Linked DNA regions of Mus musculus: region 2 is linked to region 1. The links are chromatin loops, found by intact Hi-C in ENCODE. Cell type or tissue: left cerebral cortex. All regions are shown on one strand. Links, peaks and the distances in the headings refer to the core of each region. The heading gives the core; the rest is flanking DNA.

Region 1 (5,000 bases), core at 1-5,000:
TCCAATGTAGAAAACAAAGCAGCAGAGCTTCAAACATTCTACAAAAAATGATCGTAGTCTAGAATTCTATACCTAGGCACTCTCAGTTAAATGAAGGTAAACTAAAAACACTGTCAAACATACAAGGTCTCCAATAACCTCCATGGACTTCAACCAATCTCCTATGTACCTTCTTCCAGGCAGCTACTATAGCAGGCATACTACAAAAATCAGCAATGTAAGAGAAAGAAATGGGATGTGTAATGGTTAACCTGACTGTTAGCATGAGGAATGTAGAGTCACACAGAAGACAAACTTCTGAATGGGCTTCTGAGGGTGGTTCCAGAGAATTAAGATCACACATCCTGAATGTGAGTAACAGATTTTACGGAGCCTGGGAGACTGAACTAAATAAAGGAGGAAGCAACCTGCTCTGCTTCCTGACTGTGAGCACAACAGAGCAACACACCTCAAGCTCCTGCTCTCATGTGTTCCCAGGAGCCACACTAATCCCAACCGAGTTTTGACTAGGGTTTTTTGTTTGTTTGCATGTAGACCTGTGAGAACACATTTTTGCATGAGTGCAGTTCCATGTGGAGGCCCAAAAGGACAAGTATCTTCAGAACAACAAGAATACTAAACAAACAGACAAACAAACAAACAAACCCCTACGAAATCACAATTGCTACATAACCTTATTGTAAAACCAGGAGAAAGGCCAATGTATTTACTTATATACTAGGAGCAGCCTGAAGGAAGAAAGAGTAAGTGAAACCAAGTTTTCAAAGTTGTAAGCACTCCCTTTTGAGGGTGAGAATTACTCAACAAGTGACAGCGTACCTTGGTACTCAGAGATACAGCTATATAAACACAAAGAGTAGCAGCTACCTGACAAGTGCTGACAAGTGACAACAGTTTTCTCTGAGGAGCAGGAACACACCAGGAGTAGGGTAAGGGAGCAAGTTTTCAGAAGCAGCCTTTAGAACTATTTGACTCTCCAAACATCTTTCATGAGGATCTCAAGCAATAAAGTCTTCCTTTAAAGTCCCAATAAGCAAATATTATGCTCTTTCATATTCCCAAACTTATTAACCAGAGAATGAGGAAACAAGGGGCTTCCCAACATTTCATGTACAAAGACACAGAACTTACTGCAAACCCTAGCTCCTCCAAAATGAGGTTGCAGAGAAGATATAGCAACTGTATTGCTTACTAAATTCGAATGGGACATTTCTCCCTCAAAGGAATGGTTTTCGAGAATATATTTATTCTATTATTCCCTAACGAGGAAGTGTGTACCTTTAATCCTGGTGCAGGATAGAAGCCTTCAACTAACTTGCTGTTATCAAAAAGACTATAGGCACCGTCCCGTATTGCCACGACGCCTCGACTACGGCAGTATATGTCAATGCAGTACATGTTCCTGAAGGCCAGTCTGATGTGGGTGGATGATTGTGGTAAAATGGAGAAACACTGGTAGGCGGTGTTAGTTCTCTGGGTCAAGCCCAACATTGGAACAGTAGGGAGTTTGTTGATAGCATTTAATGGTGCCTGAGTATCAAACAAAACCTGGAAGAAACAGAGATATCACCCAGTTGTCATGTAACTGCAGAAAACTTACAATTTTCTGTCTCATTGTCACAAATGAACATTCTGGGACATTCTAGAAAAGTTTCTTTTGAAGTGCACTAGATCATTTTAATTAAGTTCTCCAGGCAGAGTTTAAACCATGTAAGACAAAAACATCCATCTTCGTCATTAAAAGAGAAATGCAGATAATTTTAGGTGTTTTGCATAGCATACTACTAGTACATCTTAAGACAGAGAACTTAATTACCTGTAATAACTGAACCACATTTGGTGTTTTGTTGAACATTTCTTGAAGTTGATGGAGAATGGTATTGTGACAGTTACTGCAACCTGAGTTTGGGCCAACTGTTCCCAACGCAATGTGAAATTTCTGATGAATGGAGTTCCACTGAATACTAATCTAGAGCAAAGAGAGCACATGTGAAACAAACTGCAAAGTAACAGATTCCAGGTGCAAACCATGATAAAGATAAGTCAGCAAGCATCAAAGGAGGGCTTCTTGTAAAAATGAGTAATGTGCTAAGATTTGCTCCCAATCTCCAAATATGATATTTATATAGATCAACAGAGCCTATGAGCATACATATCATCTCCCTTTTATTATATAAACTAGAAATATAAATCTTTTAAATAGAAAATGCAACTCTTGAGATTTAAAGATTTATTTCAATGCAGAGTCATATTCTCAATGCCATCAACTAAGGTAGCAAGCACTGTTATAATAAAAAGGGAAAATCCTCAAACACATGTTCATTCAATTACTAATAATTTCAGACATTACTAGTTATAGAAGTGTCTAGAGAGAAACGAATACAAGTGTTGTACAAGTCTCTATGTGTACCATGTCCATGGCTGGTGTCCGAGAAACCCTGGGACTGGAGTTACAGATGGTTGCTGGATCCTCTATGAGACCAGTACAGCCTCTCAATCACTGAGTCCTCTCTTTAGTTCCCAACTCATTTTTAAGGAAAAGAAGTATAGATTACAGGGAATATACTTAGGATTAAGATACGAATAAAGACTGAATATTTTCGTATAACTCAAACCAAAGACAAACTGTATTTCTCAAAGCCATTCATATAAAGTTAAACATGAATCCCAATTGAAGTCTGTGAAGGAAAAAATGTCAAGAGTGCTTGTTTTAAAATCAAGATCATATGCTCTAAAGACACTATAATTTATTTTTCAGTTTTAAAGAATTAAGCATATATCACACTTTTATTTCAGCAGAGCATTTAAAATTGATGTTCCTCGAGCCTTTATTTAAGGCAGTTTTCTTTCCTTTGTTTCTTTTCCAAGCTGCAGTGTCTGGCAACTATCATTTAAGTTCTTAATTTTTAAAAGATAAATAAGAAAGGAACCTCCATTTTTCAATATTTATTTTTATTTTATTTCATGTGCATTGATATTTTGCCTGCATGGATGAGGGAGTCAGATCTTGGAACACAAACTGCTGTGAGCTGCTATATGGGGGCTGGCTGGGAACTGAATCCAGGTTTTCTGAAATACTGACAGTGCACATAAGCACTAAGCCATTTATTTCTCCAGGCCACAGAACAACCATGTTTTAATTCATATACTTACTGAGCTTCCTTTGGTGGTTCCATAACATAAGATAAGCTTTCGATAATTATAAACACGAACTTCTGAGAAAATATTCAGATGAGCAGGTATTTCTAAGCAGAAACAAACAAAATGCATATTGATCGGACACGGACATGTTTAAGAAGCAGGTATGAAAAGTAGAGCATTTTGGCAAATCATATGCCTAGTTTGGTTGTGATACGGTCTCCTTGAACCCCACATTGTCCCTCAGAGTCTCTGTGTACTAAGGGTGATGGATATACGCCTCGATCTTGCTGCTTTTCCCTACCAAGTGTCATGATTGCAGGCCCACATCACCATGCCCGTTTGATTGTTTGCCAAGGCAGTGGCAGAATCAAAAGCATGTAAAGCCAGCACAGAGAAGGTGAGCCATGGAAAAGGTCTAGCACAGTGGCTAATACAGCAAGGCACTTTCTCTGTCCTGGCCTTCTCTGCTCTCAGTTCATGCCAAGAAAAGCTCTTACACAAAGTGAAGTTTTTAAGTCTCTGTGAAATGTTTTTGTCATCTGTAAAATAGGGGATAGCTATTTCCTAAGTAGCTGTGCAATTAAATGTGCTAGTGTTGGGACACAATCAAAGAATGGAGCCGTATGAGAATTCTGAGTGTTATGACCTCAGTGTCTTCAAAAACAGCATCATTCTTGGAATGTGCTTTTGTGCCCATCTGAGTTGACTTCAGATTATTCGTTCCAACTATTGTTGTTTCTGTGCCTCTGTGGAAAACATGTTTTGCCACATGTGACTTCCATTGTAATTGTATACTTTACTTATATGATACTATCTAACCCTTGTGGTATACATAATATGATGCTCTGAATAAAATTGGCTATTTATTATTTATTATTTATAAAGTCTGCCTCATTTATTGGCTCCATTCTCTCAGGTCCTCTTAGAGTGGTATCATGCTGACACAGCACAATGTTTATTAGCTTGCATGCTCACAGTAGATGAGGACTATATTATAACACAAAAGTATATTACTCACAAGTCTGTCTATGTGCCCAAATTTCTAGAAATAAAAGAAATTTAACAGTTTTTCCGCCGGAGAAAGAGAGACTATACACTGCGGTAAAGAAGACAATTTTCCTTAGATACTTTTGGCTGTATTTTTTTAAAACACTGTACAGGTTTTACTTTTTCTGTTACATGAAGGAGGTATTTTCATTTAAAAGGAAGACTATTACATGTACCTGGTAGAGAACGTGCAAATTCCAACACACACTCGTATAAACGGGCAATGCTACTCCAGTCATTAAGAAACATTTCAACTACTTTTCTGCCACCAACAGGTTCAGACAACAAATTTTCATACGTCAGGTAAACATGTCGGGATGGTCCTAAAGGATTCAAAGGAAAAAACTAATAGTAACCAATACTTTTAAAAATATGGACATAAGCAAAAACACAGTGTGAAAGATCTTACCTTGCTCCCTGGTGGAAGTGCCATTAAGCGGACAATTTGCAAACACTAATTCAGCCACCCAAGTGCGGTTATTTCTACCTTGTAATCGGAAAGTGCAATCAAGAAGAGAGCGGTCCAGAGCCTTCTGTGTTTCCTCACTTATTCCTTTACAGGGAGGAATCCTGTGATGAAAGATGACACATGAGATGTATGTTATGCACAAAGACAAAGCACAAAGTAAAAATGACACACAGGGTATGACATGACAACAGAGCTTTAGGTCCAACATGGCTTCTAGATCCCTTCTACAATGCAACAGTTCCCAGCAATTGGTAATATTTAGCCCACATCAGATGACATCAACCTATATTAGGACTCTCATTTTAACCCCCCAACCCCCAAACCCAAAGACAGTGTTTCTATT
Region 2 (7,974 bases), core at 1,796-6,795, 450 kb after region 1:
TGATAATTTTGGAATTAGTTTATCTAAGTCCTTAGAACACTGAAAAGAGATTAAATAGAATAAATTAAATAGAATAAATCAAGCTTTTCTTTTTTCACATAGAAAAATCAGCTTAATGAATGTACATGTACACATTCTTTTTGTCTAATCCAAAATGTGGCAAAATGCTTAGTGATAAGATCCACCATCTCATTTTAATGGCATCTACAGCTGAGTTCAAAATGCATGTGTATGTCACACTATCTGAAGCAACAACCTTTCTTTCTTAGGGCTATGCTGTTTACCAACCATACCATTAGTTCTGTGGCAATTCTTTGCCATTTTAATACCACTTTTACTATGGGTCTCACTGTCCCCCTCAATATCTGGACATAAAGACTTTTTTGTGTTTCCTACTTGCTCCATAATTGCCTTACCCACAACTGTAAGAAACAAAATGTTGTATTGTGGTTGTCACATGTTACATGTTATATTCCATTCATTTCTCAGGCTTTGGGGTGAGCCTGTCAATCTTCGTGAACAACATGATGCTTTAGAGTTCTTTAATTCTTTGGTGGATAGTTTAGATGAAGCTTTAAAAGCCTTAGGGCATCCAGCTATGCTAAGTAAAGTCTTGGGAGGTTCCTTTGCTGATCAGAAAATTTGCCAAGGCTGCCCACATAGGTAAGTGCTAATATATAATACTGTGATATGCTAATAAGAATAAAATCTTTACTAGTGCTAATATGAAAATGGAATATGCCACTATTAAACTCCTACAACTGAATAAGTACAGTGAATATCTTAATACTGTTTGATGGTTTTTTGTTTGTTTTGTTAAATAACTTGATTTCTTTTGGTGTTTTTAATGTCTTACTATTTCATACTTTTAATTCTTTTATATTTTCCTAAGGAACTAAGATGACAATTTGCATAATGACTAGAGATATTACTTCCACGTTTGCCTTTTATCTTAGAATTTAGTTACTGTAGATACACTGAGTTTAGAGGATGACAGGCTACAGGTGTTATTTTTTTAATGAGATAATCACTTTTGAAACAATATCAGCTATTGCCATCTTTTCCCTACACACCTAATATCATCATATTAAGGTATGTATACATACAACATACTGTAAAAGTTAAGGTGAAAACGTCATATTTTGTTGTTGTTGTGATGGTTTTTATTTTTATTTTTTTTTTGAGACAGGGTTTCTCTGTGTAGCCCTGGCTGTCCTGGCACTCACTTTGTAGACCAGGCTGGCCTCGAACTCAGAAATCCGCCTGCCTCTGCCTCCCGAGTGCTGGGATTAAATGTGTGTGCCACCACCACCCGGAGGTTTTTAATTTTAAAGGAACTTTTAGTAAAGGGGCTTTTAATAACTCTTGTCTGTAGCTTGTCCCTAAGGCAGGAAGATTACAAAGGTTTAAGAATACCTATTAAAAATAGCTAAGGGACTGGTGCAGTAACTAGAGTCTTAAGAGCACTGACAGCTCTTGCAGGACTAGAGTTTCAGTTATGAGCACATAATGTTGGCTCACAACCATGAGTAACCTTAGTTTTGGCAGCTCTGATGACGACCTGGCCTCCTCAGGCAGTAGGCATGCATGTGGTACAGATACATAATACTCATAGTTAATAGAAGACAATCTATATCCATTCTCTCTGTATAAAATATTAAATATGCATTACTGACTGTCAAATCACACCAACGTTCTATTACAGTGCTATAAGGAAATCTGTTACTGTGTGTGTGTGATAATTTAAAAATTGGAGGCGCTAGAGGGAGGTCCAACTTAATAAGAACTGGCTGTTCTGCCGGGCGGTGGTAGCGCACGCCTTTAATCCCAGCACTTGGGAAGCAGAGGCAGGTGGATTTCTGAGTTCCAGGACAGCCAGGGCTCTACAGAGAAACCCTGTTTCAAAAAAAGAAACAACAACAACAAAAACCCTGGCTATTCTTGTAGAAGACCCAGGTTCAATTCCCAGCACCCACCTGGAGACATACAACTGTCTGTAACTCCATTTTCAGGAGATCTGACACCTCCTCCTGGCTTCTCTGGACACTGGGCATGTACAGTATATGTAGAGATACATACTGGCACATTCATTTTTGTAATAACATAAAATAAACTAGAGCTCAACAGTTACAAGCTCTTGCTGCTCTCCAGAGAACCAAGTTTAGTTCCCATGGCACACAAACTCCAAGGAATCCAACACCCTTTTCTGGCCTTGATAGGCATACAACACATGGCAGACACACAAACTTACACATAAATTTTAACAATAACAAATACTTTTTAATTGGGGGCAGTGAGGTGGTTCAGCTGGTAGAGGCATTTGGAGGTTCAAGTTGGCAAAGTGTCAGGAGAGAACCAACTTGACAAAGTTGTCCTCTCAACATGCATTGTATATGTAATAGCACCTGCAGCCACACACACTATAAATAGTGCATTTTAAAAAATAGTTTTCAGCCGGGCGGTGGTGGCGCACGCCTTTGATCCCAGCACTTGGGAGGCAGAGGCAGGCGAATTTCTGAGTTCGAGGCCAGTCTGGTCTACATAGTGAGTTCCAGGACAGCCAGAGCTACACAGAGAAACTCTGTCTCGAAAAACAAAACAAAAAAAATTCGTTTTCGGTCTGGTGAGATGGCTCAGCGGTTAAGAGCACGACTGCTCTTCCAGAGGTCCTGAGTCCAATTCTCAGAAACCACATGGTAGCTCACAACCGTCTGTAATGGAATCCGATGCCCTCTACTGCTGTGTCTGAAGATAGCTGCAGTGTACTCACATAAATAAAAATAAATAAATCTTTTTTAAAAAGAATTTGCTCACTCTATATATACATACTTAATTACTTTTGGTAGATTGGCATAATTGAGCACTTTCCACAGGGGCCCATAATTATTCTCAAAACAAATCACAACATGGTAGACTAAAAAGAGCTTAAGCTCAAGTAGCCCTGTCTTTTTGTTTGTTTGGCTTGGTTTTGTTTTTCCAAGACAGGTTTTTTTCTATGTATTCTTGGGCTGTCCTAGAACTAAAACAGGCTGAACTTGAACTCAGAGATTTGCCTGCCTCTGCCTCCCCCAGCTGGCCTATTTTCATTCCCACTTCACTCAAGTGTGGATGGTGATAGTTCTCAAGTAATTTTGTCACGAAGGCAAAGGACAGCATGTAATCAACCAGCATAGTGTAAATAACTAGGAAATGCCGTCAGTATTGGTAACATCCCATTACCTTAGAGGTTTCATTAACTATGTAAATAATGAGGTGTTTAGAGAACTGAAGAGTGAATCCTTTTCTGATAACTTCTTAAATAATATCTTTAGGTACGAATGTGAAGAATCTTTTACGACTCTGAATGTAGACATTAGAAACCACCAAAATCTTCTGGATTCTTTGGAACAGTATGTCAAAGGAGACTTACTAGAAGGAGCAAATGCTTATCATTGTGAAAAATGCAATAAAAAGGTATGAATTAATCTATTTAGATAACAATGGTACCTCTTAACTGAAAAGCTCTGGGTAGTCGATAGTTTCTAGTGAAGAAAAACAGTTTTCTTTAAGAGAGAGAGAGAGAGAGAGTGTGTGTGTGTATTTTAAAGGAAGAAATTTAAAAGGTAATACTAGAATAAACAAAATTGTAAAATTGTAATCGCTTAATACCTTTGTTTATATGAATTAATATGGGTACATTTGTTTCTGCCTAGAAACAAACTCCAGAGCTGATGGAGGAAAACATTTTTCCTCTTATATCCAGAATTGTTTTGCTGAAATTATTTTTTTAAATACAGTAAAAAAATTTTTTACCACCTGATTAGATTTTGTCCATTGGAACTTCTCTCTTCAAGGGAGAGGGACATTCATACTTAGGAATAGTAAATTATGTTTATCTTTTCTGCCTTCCAAACCATTTTACCTCTAAGTCACCTTTATTGTTTGGCCCCACACCACTTAGAGAAGGATGAAAGTCTGTACATTGGGATTATGGGGTATGAAACAACACCGTCTACCACTGTAGGTTTTGAGGCATGAGACAAGTTCCTAAACTTAGCAGGACACCCTATCTTAAGGTTCAGTAGTGCCATCTTAGGAGGATTGTAAGGATTAAATATGTTATCACCTGTATAATATTAACTACCTTCTAATTGCCCAATAAAAAGTAAACTATTCAGTTTGTTTACAGCAAACAACCTTAGTTGGAATAACTATAAATAACAAACAGTGGCTAAAGGCAAAGGTAGTATAGAAACTAGGCAGTAAATAATATGTAAAGGACTAATTTTTGCAATCTGTATTAACCGGTTATAGGCCATTTCCAGTTAATATTTACATCAACTTCACAGAAATATCTTAAGATTACAATTCAAGTAAATCTTATAAAAACTTGATGTGTAGTGCTTTTTAAGAGTTTGCTTAAGGGGCTGGTGAGATGGCCCAGCGGGTAAGAGCACTGACTGCTCTTCCAGAGGTCCCAAGTTCAAATCCCAGCAACCACATGGTGGCTCACAATCAACTGCAATGAGATCTGATGCCCTCTTCTGTTGTGTCTGAAGACAGCGACAGTGTACTTACATATAACAATAAATAAATCTTTTTTTAAAAAGTGACTTTGCTTAAGAGGCTAGAGAGAAAGCTCAGCCATGAAAAGTGCTTACTGCTTTTGTAAAGGACTTGGATTTAGTTTCCAACACCAATATGTCAGGCAGTTCACAGTCATCTATGGTTCCAGTTTCAGGGACTCTAATGCTCTTGTTTGGTCTCAGCCACCAGCACACACTTACACATAAAATTATTTACTCTAAGAGCTACATATAGTGATTTACAACTACAGAAGAAAAGCCCAAGTTCCAGGTTCAGGCCTGCCTAACTTCATAGTGCACTAATCTGAAGCCAACTGGAACTATAATATGAGGCCCCCTATCCCAAGGGAAAAAGATTTAAGAGAAAAAAGTTTACTTGGTCTCATGGTCTTGATGGTTCAAGCCTGTAACTTCAAATAGGAGACTGAGGCAAGAAGATCATACATTCAAGACCTGTCTGGGCTACAGAGCAAGTTCAAAGCCAGCCTGAGCTTAAGAGAATTAGAAATGTAGCTAAAGGATGACTGCTTGCTTAACATGTGTGACACCCTGGGTTAACTTTCAGATTTGGGGATGGTAGTGTTTGCTTGGATTTTGGTTTACTTTTTGCAATGGATTGTATCTATTAATTTTCTCTATTGATTTTAGGTTGATACTGTAAAGCGCTTGCTAATTAAAAAATTGCCTCCTGTTCTTGCTATCCAACTAAAACGATTCGATTATGACTGGGAAAGAGAATGTGCAATCAAGTTCAATGATTACTTTGAATTTCCTCGAGAGTTAGACATGGAACCTTACACAGTGGCAGGTGTTGCTAAACTGGAGGGAGATAATGTCAACCCAGAAAGTCAGCTGATACAACAGAATGAGCAGTCTGAAAGCGAGAAAGCAGGAAGCACAAAATACAGACTTGTGGGTGTGCTTGTGCACAGTGGTCAAGCAAGTGGCGGACATTACTATTCTTACATCATTCAGAGGAATGGAGGGGATGGTGAAAAAAATCGTTGGTATAAATTTGATGATGGAGATGTAACGGAATGTAAAATGGATGACGATGAAGAAATGAAAAACCAGTGTTTTGGGGGAGAGTACATGGGAGAAGTATTTGATCACATGATGAAGCGCATGTCGTACAGGCGTCAGAAAAGATGGTGGAATGCATATATACTTTTTTATGAACGAATGGACACAATAGGTCATGATGATGAGGTGATAAGATACATATCAGAGATTGCTATCACCACAAGGCCCCATCAGATTGTCATGCCATCCGCCATTGAAAGAAGTGTTCGGAAGCAGAATGTTCAGTTCATGCACAACCGAATGCAGTACAGTCTGGAATATTTTCAGTTTATGAAAAAGCTACTGACATGTAATGGTGTTTACTTAAACCCTCCTCCAGGTAAGTGTCAAGAGTTCGCTTCTTATAGCAAAGAGTAATTCTTATCTTTAAGATTTATTAGTAGGCTGTGTGTGCGTGAGTGCGTGTGCTGTTTTTTTAAGATAGGGTTTCTCTGTATAGCTCTGAATATCCTGGAAATCATGCTGTCGGCCAGGGTGGCCTCAAACTCAGAGATCACTTACCTTTGCCTCCCAAATGCTGGAATCAAAGGTGTGCACCACCATCGCCCTGCTATCTTTATTCATATCTATAAATGTTTTGCCTACATGTATGTCTGTGCTATATGCTTGAATTCTTGAGGAGGCCAGAAAAAGGTATTAGATTCCCCTGGGACTGGAGTTGCTGTGTGGGTGCTGGGAACTTACCCTTGGACCTCAGTAAGCCCAACAAGTGCTCTTGATTGCTGAGCCATCTCTCCAGTCTTCAGTCCCCTTTTTTTGGCAGGTGAAGGTGTGTGTGTTTGGTTGGTTTTTTTTTTTTTTTTTTTTTTTTAAGATGTTTCTTTGTCACCCTGGCTGTCCTAGAACTCAGAGGTCTGCCTGTCTCTGCTTCCGGAGTGCTAGAATTAAAGCTGTGTGCCACCATGCCCTACTTAAATATATAAAATTAACATTTTCATTTTGAAAGGATGTAAGTTGATGCTTTTGGCTAAAATTACATTTAAGATGATTTGTGTTTGAGTACTAAGTATTTATTGTTATACTGTTTGGAGATAAGTTTTTGTTTGTTCAAGCTGATTTTTGTTTAATGCATTAGTATAAAGCATTGTATTTGGCTCTAATATCAGTAATAATAATTTCATAAGTAGTCTAAGAAGAGTTTTAACAAAGTGAGAATGCAAAGTACAAACTTGTTTGAAAATGGGGCTTGAACAGACTTTTAAAATATGTGCATGTGGTTTTTTTTGTTTTTTTTTTTTAGGGCAAGATCACCTGTCTCCTGAAGCAGAAGAAATCACTATGATTAGTATTCAGCTTGCTGCTAGGTTCCTTTTTACTACAGGATTTCACACAAAGAAAATAGTCCGAGGATCTGCCAGTGATTGGTATCTTGTTTTGGATTTTTATTTCTGTTTAAGATTTGGTGGTGGTCTTTGTAGAGTGCTCTGTATTTTTTTTTCAGAATCACAAGACTTTTATTCAAACTTAAGAGGCAACATTTAAAAAGTATATAGTAATAAGAAATCATACTAAAATACTTGGCATAAATTCAAAGGGTAAAAATAGTATAGAGGCCATTATAATACCTTTTTAGCAATTGTTATTTACTCAGGGCCATTGATAGGGTTCAGTGGTGAAAGCTCTTGCCACCAAACCTTGACAAAACTGAGCTTAAGCCCAGAACCAACATGGTAGAAGGAGAGAACCTGCCAGGCAGTGGTGGTGTACGCCTTTAATCCCAGTACTCAGGAGGTATAGGCAGGTGGATTTCTGAGTTTGAGGCCAGCCTGGGATATACAGAGAAACTGTATCTCGGAGAGAAAAAAAAAGGATTCCTGCCAATAGAGTCCATTTCCCTCGCGTGCGTGCGTGTGTGCGTGCGTGCACGCGCACACACACACACACACACACACACACACACATGTGTAAAAAGCCTCTTTACATATCCAGAAGATACTATACTAAGGAAAGAAGTTATTTTTGTCATTTTTTTGGAGACAAGATTACTCTGTATAGATATCAGTATTTTGAAATTCACTCTGTAAACCAGACTGGCCTTGAACTAAGATTCCCAAATTCTGGGATTAAAGATTTAGAGGATTAAACCACCTCTGGCTAGTAGTGGATTTTTAAATACAAGCTTTTGCCAATTTTATAATTCCATAAGACTAGGCCAATCTATATAGTATCCATCTCTCTCCTCCTCCCCTCAATGTCCACTTCATCCTACCCCACCCCATACACACAGGGTTTACTATAAGAAAGGTGAACTGAATTGATAGTCTGATAGTTGTACTTTGTTTTGTTTTAGGTATGATGCATTGTGTATTCTCCTGCGTCACAGCAA

Evidence for each region. A loop is a pair of places that touch in the nucleus more often than their neighbours do. Peaks named below come from ENCODE experiments on the same cell type or tissue, not always from the same donor. Only the 100,000 strongest peaks of a DNase experiment are listed, where the experiment ranks them.
Region 2: a loop joins it to region 1, with 3 times the contacts of the local background. A loop is called at or near these places in 2 of 42 quality-filtered maps.

What each region holds. Positions count from the first base shown.
Region 1 is chrX:12,701,935-12,706,934 of GRCm38, forward strand. Med14 (mediator complex subunit 14) reads right to left here. Exons shown (of 31, transcript NM_001048208.1): 17 at 4,598-4,758; 18 at 4,365-4,511; 19 at 3,154-3,245; 20 at 1,817-1,969; 21 at 1,279-1,548. It overlaps Gm52422 (a long non-coding RNA gene), which reads left to right. Exons shown (of 2, transcript XR_003953047.1): 2 at 1-4,014. Among named protein-coding and RNA genes, the nearest start is that of Gm52422, 7.4 kb to the left of the region's middle. In left cerebral cortex, for the core only: no CTCF peak of the experiment used is centred there; a DNase peak (open chromatin) is centred at 3,060.
Region 2 is chrX:13,150,781-13,158,754 of GRCm38, forward strand. It overlaps Usp9x (ubiquitin specific peptidase 9, X chromosome), which reads left to right. Exons shown (of 45, transcript NM_009481.2): 33 at 490-663; 34 at 3,312-3,453; 35 at 5,214-5,967; 36 at 6,889-7,012; 37 at 7,939-7,974. Among named protein-coding and RNA genes, the nearest start is that of Usp9x, 83 kb to the left of the region's middle. In left cerebral cortex, for the core only: no CTCF peak of the experiment used is centred there; no DNase peak of the experiment used is centred there.